Linked DNA regions of Mus musculus: all the other regions are linked to region 1. A link is a loop called in an ENCODE intact Hi-C map of the cell type or tissue named here. Cell type or tissue: gastrocnemius. All regions are shown on one strand.

Region 1 (2,500 bases):
CTGGATGTTAGACTTCTGTATTTCTAACAACTGCTATGGATGAAAAGAATCACCAAGAGAAACGTCAGACATTGACTTAACGGCAACAGCGAAGAAGCCAGAAGCACAAAGCCGCGTTCAGCCATCCCTCTCCCTCCGGACACCCCTTGCCTGTCTCCTCCGCTTTGCTCTTTTTCTACCAGTCTCTGATCTTTGATATCTCCACCAGAATGTGGAAAAAATGGGAAGGAGACTCATGTTTTTTTAAAATGGTTTGTTACTGGGAGCCAGGGTATGCCCATGTCCATGTCAGAGGACAACCGTAGTCCAGTCTCACTTTCTGCCTTTCTGCGCATTTCAGGGACTGAGAGCGGACTGAAGCCGGCTTGCACACAGCTGCTTTACTCGCTGGCCATCTCTCTGCCCCCTCACCCACTCCCCAAGCCAACCTCTGACCTCTGACGATGGGTCTTTAAATTCTTGACAGAAACATCTGTGAGAGGAACTGGGTATATCTCCTCTTTCTGTTTATTTTTTTTAAGGCAGATCTTGCTGCCTTGGCCCAACTGGACTTGAACTCTGGCTGACCCCGCCTCAGCCTCCCAGTGCTGGATTGCAGGGGTGTATCACCACGCCTGTGACACTTCTGAGAAGTTACGATATTGCAATAGAAGACGAACACTGCCCAGAGGCCATACCAGTAAATCCACCAGGGATATAAATGTTTTAATTTCCCTAAAGTTAATTATGGAAAAAAAAATCTCAGACAACAACAGGCGATAAAGTTAACATCACGGACATTATACCACTACTTCGTTGTCCGTTCACTGCAACCGCTGAAAGTGCAAAGAAACTTCTCCGTACAGAAGTTCCTTCCTACCAATACTACAGCTCCGGGTGGCAAGGCCAAAGTGAAAGCCTTAGACCACGGAGACCATGTGTGACCTTGGTACAATTCGACGAAGCGACACACTGTCTCCGAGATCCACTCCACAGAAACGCTGACTAATCACGTTACCCTGTCACTAGTCAGATGAACCCCAGCAACGGGACTTGCCATACAAACAACCCGCACTTCAGATCTTTAGCTTCCACAACAACAAGGCTGACAAACTATCCCCGGCCACAGAAAAGCCTAAGGAGTCGGAATGACCCACTGTAACATGGCGTCTTGGACGAGATCCTGAGCAGGAAAGGAAAATAAATAAAAGGATTCTGGTGTTGTGTTTAGTTTTGCTTCTGAAACTCGTCCGCCCCTAGAGGGAGCCCAAGGATCGACCTCATTTCCCTCCTTTTCTCCTCAGGAACTGGATCAGCACAGAGGATGTGGAGGTGTCTGTGGACCACAGCTGTTCCCACACGGCACAGGGCCCCCTTGCCGGTTCCTGCTTACTTTAGAGACCCGATCCTCCTCAAAGGTCAGGTGTGGACCGAGGAGAGGGCTAGCAAATACTCTTCCTCTTCTGCTGCCTTGGTGATCTGTATCAGCCTTTCCACCCACTACTTGGAACATTCTAGAATTCGTTCAAGGGTTTGTGGTTTAAGGCTATTTAAACCTAACCAGGTGAGGAAGTTTCCTCTTGGGTGGAACAGATACACCCACAGGGGTTCTGTTCTAGGGTCTGGGGACAGACCACCCACTCACAACAAAACAGTCTCGCTCACCTGCTCTACCTCCTCAGCGCCTCTTGCGACCTGGGATGCCCGGGGAGGAGGGGTGGTGTATACTTGGCATGTAAACGACCTGACCCCTGGCTATGATGCCATGCTAACACCCATCTTAAAGCAAGCGATCCTATGAAGACGTCTAGGTTGCATACTTACATATTCTAATGCTGAGTTCTTAGAAGTTAACTCTTTAAATTCCCTCATAAACATCCCCTTGACCTTCTCCATCTCCTCGAGTAACTTCTCCTTCTCCTCCTCTTTCCATCTGTCAAACAGCTTCAGAAAGTCTTCCTCTTTTGATTTCTGCATTTCATAGTCCTGAAATTATTTTAGCATTATGTCACTAGGGGCTCTGGATATAACACATGTGCAAATTTTTTAAACAAATCATAGCTTCACCCCAAATCTGTTAGTATTTCTTCTGTGAATTAGACCTGTAGTAACACTCTCCAAAGCCACTGGCCTATACACAGTGATTCTTCCCTACCAAAGCACAGATGGGGAGCAGGCAGATGGCTCAGTGGGTAAAGAACACACCCACGCCCACATACATGTGCTCAATAAATAAATGCAAGTAAACAGAAACAAACAAACCACATTTGGAGCCTGGCGCTCCGGCTTGGTGGTTAACAGTGCTTGCTGCAGAAGCGTGAGGATCTGAGGTCAAATCCCCAACACCAATGTATACACCCAGCATGGCCCCATACGAGCTTACAACCCTGTGCTGTGCGAGTCACAAACAGGAGCACTGCTGAGGCCTGAGGGCATTCAGCCTTAACCAGGTTCAGTGAGAGATATTGTCTCAAAGGAATAAGGACTCCAGCCCATACGAGTATGCATACATACATGCAAC
Region 2 (2,500 bases), 120 kb after region 1:
GCTTTCATCTTTAGTAAATGGAAAAATTATGTATATATCAATTGTTTGTTTAAAAATAAAGTTATGATTTATTAGTAATAAATGCTGGATTTATATACCAATTTTATAGTACATGGATCCAGGCCCATGTAAAATTTCCTTACGTGTAAATGGGTCATGAGTGGAAAAACTTAAGAAGTCTTGGCAATGAGAACCCAGAATTAACCCAACATGGCTTCTGACCTGCTTTTGGCAAAGATAGCCAAATATCCACTACAGAAAAGATAGTAGCCTCTTCAACAAATTGTAACAAGAGAATTAGGTCTCCTGATGCAGAAGTTATAACTAAAGTTCTATTTTTCACTCTGCACAAAAACAAATTAAAAAGGATCAAAGTCCTTACTATATGAGTCGATACTCTGAAATGGATATAACAGTATGGAGAGATGGTATCAGCAGACAGGCACTCCAGATAAAGACCTCCCATAGCTGAGGAATTCATCTCCAGATGTGACAAATGGGATTCAATGACATTTGAAAAGGTGATCAGCAAAGGAAGCAACTGAGTAAAAGACAAAATCTTTGCTAACTGTACAATTTACAGAGGATTAAAGTCTAGAATAAAGAATTGGACAAAATCCTAAATACCCAAACATGAAACAATCACATCAGTACATGGGCTGATGAAGTAAGTATGCAATACTGGAGCGATTAGTACACATAGCCAGTAAACATGAGAGATGCTCAGCATCCTAGCCATTGGGAGAGGCACATAGAAACTATGATGCTCTATCTTACCCCAGTGCAACGCTTTCCATACAGAAAATAGACAAGGGATGTTGGTGGGAAGCTGGGGCAGCTGTATTTAGGTAGCGTGGTATAAATTCAGCTGTGGAGCTACTCTGGAACCCCATAGGAAGAGCCCTCAAAATGCTAGCAACAGAATGCCCATGGGACCCAGCCTCTGAGTATGTATATGTCAGAGAAAGCCTGAAGACAACATCACAGACATATTTGCACATCTGCATTTACTGCAGGCTGCTCACAATGAGCCAAATTACAAGTCAGTCTGTGCATTCGCCAACAGAGGGCGCCACGGGGAGAGCTATGAACAGGAATGATACTATGTCATCACAACGGAAGGCCTCATGTTAAGTGAAATAAATCAGGCTCACAAAGACAAATGTTTTTTCTCATTTGTGGTTTCTACATTTCTATACACACCTAAAATTATTATACATGTAATATATGTACATACACGCATGGCTTGAAAGTAGAAGTAAGAATGGAGAAAGGAGTAGTGTGGAGTGTAGTGTGAGGAGAAAAGAGTAGGGCGGCTCCTGGTCTGTTAAAGCTGTTGTCAGTGAGTAGGCACATGTGGGGACCAGCGAGCATTTCAGCTACCTCCCACAATAACTTACATCTTTTAAGTTAATATTATCAAGGTCACAGTTGCTATGTACTGTTTCAACCAGCCATCCTTCTGGGGTGATCATGTTGAGAGTCAGAAGGTGGGACTCTGGGATGTCCAGGAACTTTGCCACTGGCCCATGAGAAGGACGATTGTTAGGCCCTGATGTCAGCTCTGGCTCCAGAACAAAACGGTAAAAGCTGTTAAAAAAGCACAAAGAAATATTGTAACTAAAATTAAAATGATTATTTATTCCTCAAATATTTTAAAACTGCCAATGGCTTAACATACATAACTATAAAAACTTAAATTAAAAGTTACATATATACTATATGCTACAAGAGCTAAGAGATTATTTTATATGAATATATATATTGTATTATATATTTTATCCTTTAAAATTGAGCTGAGTTAGAGTATCTGTGCTAATTTCTGCAGCCCTCCACATTTGTTCTCAGTCCACATTTTGGCTTTTTTATGAGCTCCTACCACTACAAAGAGGAACAATGAGAGCCAGAAAATGAGTAAAATTCAAATGGAAATTTGATACTAACTTTAAAAATTCAACTAAAATCAAACAAATGGGGTGGAGTAAAATGCACCTGCTCAGATCATTAGACATAACTGTACATTTATTGTATGTTATAGCCTCAGTCTTCAAATACTCACGAATAGTATGAGCCAATATCAGAACATAAAAATGATTGTTTCAATTCTCTTATATTTACAATCGTGTTAAGCTCAAACTCATAGTGTGAAGTCTATATTTTCACTATTCAGCTGCTATTTTGACTTTTCTTAAAATGTACTTTTAACTAAGAGTAAAAATTGTGTGAGCCTTGCTGCAGCTCTCAAGAGAGAGGCTCTGTAGCTCACGCTGTTGTGATGCTGTGGGAATAAGGACTGCAGTGCCCTCTAGTGGTAGGCTGAAAAATACCCCAGTTGCCTGCCACTAAGGGCATCTCTAGTGTACTTCATCTGAGGCCCTGACCTGAGCCAGAGAGAGAAAGATAACAAGGGATAAACGAGCCTGCTTAACTTAAATTGCAGACATTATTCAGTTAATTTGGCCACATTTGGCTGGCCCAACCGTTACTCCAGGAGAATTTA
Region 3 (2,500 bases), 76 kb after region 1:
CTCCTCATAAGGGAGGAGCCCAAAGCAATGTGGGAAAGTGTCCATGGACTGAAATCCTGAGTGAAAAACCCTTTCTTCCGTAAACTGTTTATTTTGGATAGTCTGTCACAGAGAATGGGTAAATATGTGTATTTTTCAAGTTCTCTATAGGCTATACCATCAGATACTCAGGATTACAATCTTAATTCTGAAGAGCTGAAAGAAGCCAAGGCACAGAGAACTGCCTCAGTATGGAATTTGTGTACGAACCTGTCCTGAGATGAGCCGGCCCATCTCTAGGTGAGGAACTGGGCAGCCACCAGGCTCTATGAGCTGTTTCTCAAGGATCTGGAGAGCTTTTTAAACAGGAGGAGGAATTCCCGTGGTTACATGGGACCTGTCAGAGGTGTCCATTCTTTTCCTACTGCAACATGATGCTGCATCTCCTGCCATGCTGGGCCTTAGTCAGAATTATCCCTGGGATGTATACAGCCCAGCACACACATGTAGCCAAGGGGCTACAGGTTATACATCTAGATCACACTTGGGCGGGTGACATTTAAAAGATACTGAGGTATGTTTTAGTCCCAAGATGCTATAAATATAGAGTATTTGAGTAGTTTAAAAATATTTAGTATTCCTATTTATTTACTTAAACACAGCAGGGAAAACTTTTACTTAGTTTCTATAGGCATACACAGTTTAACGTCCTTTACCCTATTTCTGTGAAATATATATCTAGTCCTTTTAAATAAACATACAGTATGGCTTATGCCTACCAAACATCCAGAAGAACATAAATATAGCACAAGATTAAAATCTATGACTTAAGATAAATGATTACAGTGCAATATGACTTCCATTTAATGATTGTTAAAGTATAAAATGGGCTTGCTTTTAAATAATTCAGAGAAAGCTATGAGTTCTTTTTCTTAAAAAGTACAAATTTCTGTAATTTTAAATGCATTTTTTGAGTAAGGAAATATAGGTGTACTTGAAGCTGGAATACTAAACCAACAAGGACCTTCAAAAACCTTCAAGGACATCTGAGAACATCAAATTAGCTGGTGAAAACAGCAACAACAACAACAATAGCAGCAGCGGCGGCGGCGGCGGCACCTTAAGTGCTGGTAAAAGGACTAGTCCACCAATCACATAAATGAGGTTATTTACAACTTTCCATGTGTTTAAATAAAGCTTATGAGCAGTCAACCTCATGACAACAACGTGAATGAAATGGCCTACTAGTCGTGGCAGTTCCACAGGTCTCCAGCAGGTGGCGGATTTTTATCACGTTTCATCTTCTGGACCCGCGCTAGAGTTCATCATGAACTGAATCTGCAGGGAATGGAAAGCTGACTTAGTATTTGAAATCTCAAAATACAGAATTACCTAAAATGTCAGCAAGGAATATAAAACGTTTAAATTTTGACAGATAATCTTGCTTATTAATGTATTATCTATATGTTGTCATTCACTGTGGGGATAGCTCTTTGTACATTTGGTACCCATTCTGATGCACCATAAACATGTCTTTTTAACCACCTATAAATGTGAATGTACACAAGCCTATGGAAGTGAATACACACACACACATGTATACACACACACACACACACACACATATATATATATACACACACACATATATATGTAATTAGCATTTTGTGAAATCAAATTAAAATACTATAATCAAATAAGACAAGATTAAAACCCCATACTACTTAAAATTAAGTATACTAGACAGAGGTCTTTAAGAATACAGGTAGGGGCTGGAGAGATGGCCCAGTGGTTAAGAGCACCGACCGCTCTTCTGAAGGTCAAATCCCAGCAACCACATGGTGGCTCACAACCATCCGTAATGAGCTCTGACGCCCTCTTCTGGTACATCTGAAGACAGCTACAGTGTACTTAGATAATACAGGCAGATTATGCACCATGCACAAAGTGCCTGCCATTACTATGATGGAAGTACAAAACTAAGGTATCTATGGTCCTTTTCTAACACAGGAGGACAGAGCATTCACACTCACACCAGGTACCATACAGATGCAGGTTCAAGTCTAATGAAGACGCTATAGCCCCAAAGGTCTCCTGTCGTCCATACTGTTAAGCTGTCACATACTCTAACTGGCTAAAGGAGGTCAGAACAAAGTGATACTTTGTAGGCAAAGTCAAAATATTAAATGCAGCCTGATCTTTAATTTGACTTTCTTTAAATTCCACTTAATTCCATTCCCAAGATGATAAATAGAAGAGAATAATAAAAGGATTAATAAAATAGGCACAAGATGCTTTGGGGCAGAGTTCCTAATGATCATCTTGATCTAGAAAACACCTGTGCTGACATAGACACATCAGTCAAGAACACACGGCCAGGGTGCTGATGGTGGCGTGGGGCGCTCAACAGAGAACCTCAGCAGACGTCAGCCAGCGAAGTGATGAGTGCAGAGGGTCTGCGCTAAACTCAGACCTATCACTACCCACCAATCTTTCTACATCAGAGAGAAACTGGGAGGCA
Region 4 (2,500 bases), 67 kb after region 1:
TTTTAGCTCAGTGATAGTGGACTTGCCTTGCATACAATTCTCAGTATTTGCCCCCACCCATCCCTATGGCCCAAAAAGGAAGGAAAAACAAAGTTGACTGTCTAGAACAGTATGCTAAGTTTTTGATCTTTGACTTACATCTTTGGAATTTCTAGAAAAAGAAGGCTGTGTACAGTCAGGTCTCCCTCCCTCCCTCTCTCCCTCCCTCTCTCCCTTCCTCCCTGTCACACACACAGAGCTTATAGTATTTGTTTGTTGTGCTGTGATGAACCTCAGGTTGATATATATGCAAGGCAAGCTCTCTACCACTGAGTTCTGAAACAGGTCTATCAGCACAGCTCTTGTGTGTGTGTGTTTTGTTTTGTTTTGTTTTTTAATGAAAAGAAATTGGACCCTTTCTCTTCTACATGAGTTTGGGAATCCTCAGGTACATGGTGTAGTAAAAAGAATATTGAATGTGGAATACTTTTTTCTTGACAATTAACTAAATAATTTCCTCCATCCTTTAGAAATGCCAAAAAACAAGAAATCATTAAAGCATACCGAAAGTTAGCACTGCAGTGGCATCCAGATAATTTCCAGAATGAAGAAGAAAAGAAAAAAGCAGAGAAAAAGTTCATTGACATAGCAGCTGCTAAAGAAGTCCTCTCAGACCCAGGTACCTTTGCTCTTGAAGTGGTGCAGTGAGTGAGCCTCTCTGCCTGTTCCCATCCCAGGCAGGGGGCCAATGATGTGTGGAGTGGCATGGGCGAGCTGGAGGGCTGTGGGTGCTGCTGAGTGCTGTGGTCTCACCAGCCTCTTTCTGCCTCAGTGTGAGAACTCTCAGAGAAATGGTGTAGTGGAAAGAATAGTGAATATGGAATATGTTTTCTTTCTTGATCAAGCTCCTCTCACTTCTTAGGTTTTTTATTTTTGCAATCATGTGAAAGAACAACACTGAACATAACACACAAATTTCTTAGACTCCTGTTAGCTTTCTTGGTACTAAATTTCTAAGTGTCTCAGGAGCTTGGTGAGGAACCCAGTACGTCAAGCTGGCTTACAAAAGATGAGAGGAGCCTAGATCATCAGCAGGGCCTGTTGTGCCTCCGTGGACGTTAGCAGCAGTCTTGCTCCAAGTCACGTGAACAGACATTCTGGTTGACAAGTATGTGAAGGAGACAGGCTAAGGATTCGTCCATACTGCTCTTCTGTGCCTTTGCTATGCATGGGGGTGGGCATTCTAATTTCAGCTAGAAAGGTTTAACAATGAGGAAATCAAGTTTTGCCTCTTGAGCAAATCTTTTCTGTGTATCCATTTATATACTACAGCATTGAAATGCCTTTTGTCCCTAGTTGTACTCTAGTAAGCACTTTGTTATTGAACACAGTAGGTGTTGGTCTGCTTTTCAGATGCAAAGGGCATTGCAAATTGTAGTGCTGTGTACTTGTAGAGCAGAGCCAGGCTCCTCCTTAGGAATTTGGAGGTGTTAAGGGCGTCCTGTCCCCTCCCACCAATCTTGAGAGTGCCTCATTGTGTTCTTCACGTGTCTACATTTCGGGAGGAAACAGCCTTATGGAATGTTGTGTTCCACCTGTTGGCCAGATAGCTCCAGGAAGCTCCTTAGTTAGTTTGTGGAGGGGACTCAGTGAGGCTCTTGCCTGATGGACTTCATCTGGGTGTAAGAGTTGTGACGAGCTGCTCGGTGCCCAGCATGACTTTGGGAGTTGTCTTTGCAATTGCTTTCTACAAGATGGGAATGAGAAGGTATGGATTTGAGTATTAAAGCCTCGTACCCATATCTTAGATTAATATGTGGGACTTAACTTGCTGTTTTCTTTTCTAGAAATGAGAAAGAAGTTTGATGATGGAGAAGATCCTCTTGATGCAGAGAGTCAACAAGGAGGTGGTGGCAACCCCTTCCACAGAAGTTGGAACTCATGGCAAGGGTTTAACCCCTTCAGCTCAGGCGGACCGTTCAGATTTAAGTTCCACTTCAATTAAACCAGCTATTTTACTGCTCCTCTTCTTTATTATTATTTTTAACATTAAAAACAAATTTTGTTTGGGATTCTAATGGAAACAAAATGGAACAAATCTTTTAGTTTGTCCATGACCAAAGAGTTGTTTTAAAGAAAAAAAGCTGAGCTTATTGTAGACTTAAGGTTGATGGGCCTGTCAAGGTGGGAAGCAAGGAGCTAACCGTATTTCTGACGAAGCAGCCTATACTAATTTGTGACTTCTGGGAGAAGTGGTCTGAGATACTTATCCTGTGGAGGTGTTCAGAAAAGCGTTAAATAGACATTGATAACCCTGGAGCAGACAGATTCTATGCAGGCTGTGTATTAACCGTGAGGAGGAGCTGTGATCTTTGGTGGATTGTGTCTCAGTATTCTTAAAGGAGTGTGGACAGCTGAGCTTCATTTTTGGAGGAACAGTTATGCTTAGACTTTGGTCAGTCCATTCACTTGCAAGTATTTCTGTACCAGTGTCCTCAGCTCTCACTGCAGGAGGGGAGAC

The links. A loop is a pair of places that touch in the nucleus more often than their neighbours do. Peaks named below come from ENCODE experiments on the same cell type or tissue, not always from the same donor. Only the 100,000 strongest peaks of a DNase experiment are listed, where the experiment ranks them.
Region 2: it touches region 1 in a loop (3-fold over the local background); 11 of 42 quality-filtered maps call a loop at or near these places.
Region 3: a loop joins it to region 1, with 2.2 times the contacts of the local background. A loop is called at or near these places in 16 of 42 quality-filtered maps.
Region 4: a loop joins it to region 1, with 2.4 times the contacts of the local background. A loop is called at or near these places in 16 of 42 quality-filtered maps.

What each region holds. Positions count from the first base shown.
Region 1 is chr14:118,909,539-118,912,038 of GRCm38, forward strand. Dzip1 (DAZ interacting protein 1) reads right to left here. Exons shown (of 22, transcript NM_025943.3): 7 at 1,804-1,965; 8 at 1-33. Among named protein-coding and RNA genes, the nearest start is that of Dzip1, 15 kb to the right of the region's middle. In gastrocnemius, a CTCF peak has its summit at 1,244 (motif pointing right); a DNase peak (open chromatin) is centred at 1,265; H3K4me3 peaks cover 606 bases; H3K27ac peaks cover 1,003 bases.
Region 2 is chr14:119,025,022-119,027,521 of GRCm38, forward strand. It overlaps Uggt2 (UDP-glucose glycoprotein glucosyltransferase 2), which reads right to left. Exons shown (of 39, transcript NM_001081252.2): 27 at 1,401-1,590. Among named protein-coding and RNA genes, the nearest start is that of Gm16835, 73 kb to the right of the region's middle. In gastrocnemius, a CTCF peak has its summit at 1,060 (motif pointing right); DNase peaks (open chromatin) are centred at 1,054 and 2,317.
Region 3 is chr14:118,985,597-118,988,096 of GRCm38, forward strand. Uggt2 (UDP-glucose glycoprotein glucosyltransferase 2) reads right to left here. Exons shown (of 39, transcript NM_001081252.2): 39 at 1-1,317. The coding sequence ends at 1,295. Among named protein-coding and RNA genes, the nearest start is that of Dnajc3, 49 kb to the left of the region's middle. In gastrocnemius, CTCF peaks have their summits at 1,256 (motif pointing right) and 1,874 (motif pointing left); a DNase peak (open chromatin) is centred at 1,249.
Region 4 is chr14:118,976,201-118,978,700 of GRCm38, forward strand. Dnajc3 (DnaJ heat shock protein family (Hsp40) member C3) reads left to right here. Exons shown (of 12, transcript NM_008929.3): 11 at 510-658; 12 at 1,827-2,500. The coding sequence ends at 1,984. Among named protein-coding and RNA genes, the nearest start is that of Dnajc3, 40 kb to the left of the region's middle. In gastrocnemius, no CTCF peak of the experiment used is centred here; no DNase peak of the experiment used is centred here.